Regions from separate parts of the Homo sapiens genome. Here region 1 is linked to region 2. The links are chromatin contacts, found by Hi-C or POLR2A ChIA-PET in ENCODE. All regions are on one chromosome and are shown on one strand. The core of a region is the stretch at or near the end of the contact, and the rest is flanking DNA. Distances in the headings are between cores, read along the strand shown. Region 1 has its middle 35 kb from the start of LDLRAD1. Region 2 holds the start of IFT25 (intraflagellar transport 25).

Evidence for each region. Hi-C counts contacts between places; a loop is a spot of excess contacts on that map. ChIA-PET counts read pairs that join two places held with the same protein, here RNA polymerase II (POLR2A).
Region 1: POLR2A ChIA-PET joins it to region 2 with 28 read pairs in PC-3. The contact joins the enhancer-like site here to the promoter of IFT25 in region 2. A Hi-C loop is called at or near these places in 1 of 168 maps with a recorded cell type or tissue (heart right ventricle). POLR2A ChIA-PET finds 5 or more read pairs at or near these places in 14 of 52 experiments (H1, HEK293, HepG2 and 9 more).

What each region holds. Positions count from the first base shown.
Region 1 is chr1:53,981,330-53,984,097 of GRCh38, reverse strand. No RefSeq gene overlaps it. Among named protein-coding and RNA genes, the nearest start is that of LDLRAD1, 35 kb to the left of the region's middle. Within about 2 kb of position 1,422, at least 13 of the 41 ENCODE cell types and tissues checked have a DNase peak (open chromatin) inside an H3K27ac peak, as active enhancers do; they include heart right ventricle, where a contact is called at or near this core.
Region 2 is chr1:53,944,372-53,947,269 of GRCh38, reverse strand. It overlaps IFT25 (intraflagellar transport 25), which reads left to right and starts at 1,571. Exons shown (of 6, transcript NM_016126.4): 1 at 1,571-1,715. It overlaps LRRC42 (leucine rich repeat containing 42), which reads right to left and starts at 920. Exons shown (of 9, transcript NM_001256409.2): 1 at 721-920. RefSeq lists a silencer at 605-1,674.

The sequences.
Region 1 (2,768 bases), core at 173-2,672, 37 kb before region 2:
TGTTTATTTGAGAGACAGAGTTTCGCTCTTGTCACCCAGGCTGGAGTGCAATGGTGCGATCTCGGCTCACTGCAGCCTCCACCTCCCGAGTTCAAGTGATTCTCCTGCCTCAGCCTCCCGAGTAGCTGGGATTACAGGTGCCTGACACTATGCCCAGCTAATTTTTTGTATTTTTAGTAGAGATGGGGTTTCACTATTTTGGCCAGGGCTGGTCTCGAACTCCTGGTCTCAAGTGATCTGCCCGTCTCAGCCTCCCAAAGTGCTGGGATTACAGGCATGAGCCACTGAGCCCTACCAACTGTCAGTTGTTTTTGGTGTCATATCTAAGAAGGCTTTGTCTAACCCAAGGTCATGAAGATTTATGGCTATATTTTCTTCTAAGAGTTTTATAGTTTTAACCCTGATATTTAAGTCTATGATCCATTTTGAGTTAAATTTTGGATATAGTATGAAGAAAAAAGTCTAACTTTATTCTTTTATATGTGGATATCCAGTTGTTGTCTGGTACCGTTTGTTGGAAAGACTATTCTTGGCTAGGCACGGTGGCTCATGCCTGTAATCCCAATACTTTGGGAGGCCAGGAGTTTGAGACCAGCCTAGACAACGTAGTGAGACCCTGTCTCTACACAAAATTAAAAAAAAAAAAGTTAGCCAGGCATGGTGGCATGAGCCTGTGGTCCCAGCTACTCAGGAAGCTGAGGTAGGAGGATCTCTTGAACCCAGGAGTTCCAGGCTGCAGTGAGCTATGATCACACCACTGTACTCCAGCCTAAGTGACAGATCGAGATCCCATCTCTAAAACAAGAAAAAATACAGAAAAGACTATTCTTTTCCCTTTCAATTATCTTGGCACCCTTGTCAAAAGTCAATTGTTTGTAAAGTGAGGGTTTATATATAGACCATGCCAAGTAATTTTTTACTGGACCAGACATTAAGATTTTTCATTTGTCAGGTGCTAGGTATTTTTGATTTCCTGTAAATATTCTCGAGCTCTGTTTTGGGACTGCAGTTAAGTTACTTGAAACAGTTTGATCCTTTAAATTCTTGCTTTTAAGATTTATTGGGTGGGAGCAGAGCCATGTTTTGTCTAGGCTAATTATTACCTAGGATTAATTATTCCCCATGACTGAGGCAAGACTCTCCCGAGTGCCCTATCCAATACCCCATGGATAATGAGGCTTTCCTGTCTGACTGGTGGGAACAGAAGCTATTCTGTTTTTTATGACCATCAAAGTTAGATTCCTCTCATCCTTCTGGGTGGTTCCTACCCTGGCCTGGAGTGGGTTGCTCACACGCACATGCTGAGCAGCACTCCGCTGAAGTTCTCTCTCTGCGCATTATCTCCGGAGATGTCTCTGTGCCGCTCCTCCTCTCCAGTATGCTGTCCTGGGAGCTCCTGCTGCTTCAATTCAGGAATTCTGTTGGGCTCCGCCTCTGCTCCCCTTCCCTGTGCTGCAGCCTGGAAACTTCCCCCGCAGGCAGCTGGAGCCATCGCGGGGCTCACCTCGTTTGCTTCCTGTTTCTCCGGGATCACTGTCCTTTGTTGCCTGCTGTCTAGCACTTTGAAACTATTGCTTCATACATTCTGCCCAGTTTTTTCCAGGCAGGAGGGTGAATGTGACCCCCGTTATTCCTTCTTGGCTGCTTTCTGAATCCTTTGAGCAAATAGTCATGTGTTTTAGTTCGGGCTGCCATAACAGAATACCAAACACTTGGTGGCTTAAATAACAAATAATTATTTCTCATAATTCTGGAGGCCGGAATTCTGAGATCGGTGCCAACATGGTCAGGTTCTTCGTGAGGGCTCTCTTCCTGGTTATGGCCTCCGATGGCCTTTCCTTGGTGCAAGCATTCAGGGAGGGAGAGAAGTAGGGGGGAAGGAGGAGGAGGAGGTGGGTGGAGGAGGAGACAGCAAGAGAGCACTGTGTCTCTTCCTCTTTTTATTTAGTTTTTTAGAGATGGAATCTCGCTCGTCACCCAGGCTGGAGTGCAGTGGTGCGATCTCAGTTCACTGCAACCTCCGCCTCTCGGGTTCAAGCTATTCTCCTGCCTCAGCCTCCCGAGTAGCTGGGATTACAAGCATGCACCGCCACACCTGGCTAATTTTTGTATTTTTAGTGGAGATGGGGTTTCACTATGTTGGCCAGGCTGGTCATGAAGTCCTGACCTCAAGTGATCTGCCTGCCTTGGCCTCCCAAAGTGCTGGGATTACAGGCATGAGCCACCGCGCCCAGCCTCTTCCTCTTTTTATAAGGGCATTAATTCCATCTTGGAAGCTCCACCCTCATCATCTAATCTCACCCTAATTACCTCCCAAAGGCCCTACCTCCAAATACCATCACGTTGGGGATTAGAGTTTCAACATGAATTTCAGGGGGACACAAACATTTAGTCCATAGCAGCTTTCTCCAGAGTGTTCCAGCCCCACTCAGTCCTGGGGGTCCATACTTTGCAGATTTGTTCTCCCTCATTCGTGGAGAATACAGGCCCAATCACCATTATTTCATTTTATAGACCAGCAGACTGAGGCAGTGATTTGAGCCGCCTGTTCCGCCCAGGTGGGAGTGATGAAAGTGAATGAGATCAAGGCCTGCAAAATTCTCCATTTAGCCTGCTCAATGCCAAGGGGAAATACCTGGACCTGAGGTCAATCTGGGATTTACACTTGCCTCCAGCCTGTCCCGGCACACATTCCACACTGCTGAGCCTTGTTTTTCCCAACCGCAAAGCACATCGCCATTTATAGAGCACTTTATTTGGAGGATTGT
Region 2 (2,898 bases), core at 322-2,821:
TCGCCCACCCCAGCTCTCCTGCCCCTTTCAACCTTCAGACCCTTCCAGCCCTTCCGAGCCCCTGGTGAAAGGTGGCTTGCTGTCCCACAGACCCAACCTTCCAACCTCCGATCTCCCAACCTTCACCTGCCTCCCCTTCCTTCCCCACACTCCTCCACCCCCCACTCCTCTCCTTCACCATCTATTCTTCCCTTCTTCCCACTCTAGGGGCTTCCCTCTCCTAGGACCCCAATCTCTCCATCCCTTTCCTTGCCTTCTGTTCTCAATCTTCAAGACCCTCTTCCTTCACGCCTCACTATCCCCAACTTGGCATTCCACACCCCCAACTTTTCTTCCCTGCCCCCAAGACCCCACCCTCTCTATTCCTATCCTATCTCGTTTCCTCCTTGAACCCCTAAAATCCCATTCCCTTCCCCCTTCCTTCTTCCCGCTCTCTCCCCAAGCATGCCTCTCCCCGAGTCCACCCAGGCTAATCCTGCTCCCTGTCCCACCCAGGCCCCGAACCCCAATTCTCACACGTCCCCATAGCCTGCCCCCGCACCCCTACGCCACCCTTAAACCCATCGCCCCCACCAGTATACCTCATCCTCCCCTCAACCCGCGCCCCGCCGTCCCTCTGGGGCGTCCCCTCCCCCACCCCGCCCCTCCCTAACACCCCGCCCCCGCTCCCACACGCAACCCGGGGCCCCGCGAGCGGCCCGGCCCGCGGCCGCCACCTACCTGTGCCCCTGCCCGGGGCAGCGAGCGGCAGCTCCTCGGTGACGGCTCCCTCCTCCCGCGGCCCGGCTGACGGGGAAGGGCTCAGCACCCCGGGCACAAAGCTAGGAAGGGTGGGACACAGTGAAGGTGGGAGGAGGGAGGGGGCTGGGGGCAACCAGGCGCCGTGGGACCGCGGGACCGGCGGGGGCGGGAGCAAGGCTGGGCCGGGGAGGCGCGCGTGCGCGGGCCCCGGCACGAAGGCGGGGCCGGACCTGGAGGCGGGGCCAGGCCCAGGGCAGGCGACCCGAGGGCCGAGGGTTTGGAACTCGCAGAGGTGGGCCCTGCGCGTGCGTGCTCGCGGGAGGGTGGGTCCCCTGGGTCCTGCGGGCCCCGGGGATAGAGCTGAGCTGGGGGAGGGTAGGCAGCGCGCGCCCCGGGACTGGCCTGGGGAAAGGCGCACAGGAGTGGTTTCGCATCTTGGCCCGCGAAGTAATGGGAGCCGGAGAGGGCGGGGCCGATTGTGGGCGGGGCCTGTGGGAGGCGTGGCGCTAAGAGCTAGGGGTAGGAGGGGCCGAGGCCGCCGCGAGGGGGCGGGGCTGAGGCGGGGTGGGGCCTCTGGGAGGCGTGGCGCGAAAAGCTCGGGGTAGGAGCGAGCGCGCCCGGGAACTCGGTGGAGCGAGCGCGCCCGGGAACTCGGTGGAGGCCGCGGTGGCGGGGTGGGGCGGGGCTGAGGGCAGGGCGGGGCCTGTGGGAGTCGTGGCGCAAAGAGCTCGGGGTAGGAGCGCGCGCCCGGAAACTCAGCGGTGGCCGCGGCGAAGGGGCGGGGCTGAGGGTGGGACGGGGCTTGTGGGAGGCGTGGCGCGAAGATTTCAGAGTTGGAGCGCGCGCGACCCCGGACTCCACGGAGGCCGCGGCGAGCAGGCGGAGCTGCGGGTCGGGACGCTCTGCGTGGGGCGGGGCGCAAGGGAGGTTTCGAGCCCGGAAGGTCCGGCGCCCAGAGCTAACGGGAGTCCCAGGTGAGCGGGTAGCGGGGTAGGCAGGCTGGCACCAGAGGGTATGGGGGCCTGGCCGGGCAAGGCAGAAGGACGGGGATGTTGGTGGGAAGGGAGCAACAGTGGAGGGGTGGTGAAGAGACGCGCGGCGGGAGGCGTGGAAGGGCCGCGGCGGGAGGTCTGACGCGGGCCCGCCTTTTCCTCTAGACCCTGGAAGCGCCACTACCAGCCCACGAAACTCTTTGAGGCCAGAAATAGCGTCTTGACCCCCCAAAAGGGAAAACCAGTTGTAAATCGAAATTAATTAGTCTACCAAAATGTAATGTAAGCTGTCAGCCGCAACGTAACACATCTAGCTATAAATTGTACCTAAGGTCGGGGGCATTTATATATTCTTTACATAATTTGGGGCGGGCCTCCACAAGTCTGAGGCTTTAGGGCCTTGAACTGAGGAGGAGGGTTTGGGATGGAGGTGAGAAGGTGGTGCCAGGGCTGGTTTGCCTTGGAAGCCGTGGCCCTGGCCCCTCGGAGACAGAAGCCTTAGGCCGGGTCCGTGTTTTCTAAAGTACACCACGTTCCCAATGGATGATGCTTGAAGAAAGAGCGTGAGGAGTCCAGCTGTAGCACCAGAACCAAGGGAGCTGGTCAGGGAGAAGGTCCTCTAAGGACTTGACCTGAAGAGGTTTGGGGAAAGAAGGACCACAAAGGGCATGTGAGCTAGCGATGAAAGGGTGAACTGGGGACGAAACCAGTGGCACTGGTTTAGAAGACAGGATAAGGCATCAGGGAATACCAGGGTCAGGGATTGTAAAAAATGGAAAGGATAGCACCCCAGAGTGTACCACCTTTGGTAAACTGCGGCCCTGAGGAAATTGCCTTGCTCTAAAGGGGTGGGGGATTAGACTACCTCCCAAACCTGCACTTTGTTTTGTTTTTTGGAGACATAATCGCTCGTCGCCCACGCTGGAGTGCAGTGGCGCGGTCTCGCCTCACTGAGCCTCCGCTTCCTGGGTTCAGGAGCTTCTCCTGCCTCAGCCTCCGGAGTAGCTGGGATTACAGGCACCTGCCACCACACCCAGCTAATTTTTATATTTTTAGTAGAGACGAGGTTTCACCATGTTGGTCAGGCTGGTCTTGAACCGCTGGCCTCAAGTGATCCGCCTGCCTGGGCCTCCCAAAGTGCTGGGATTACAGGCGCCTGCCACCA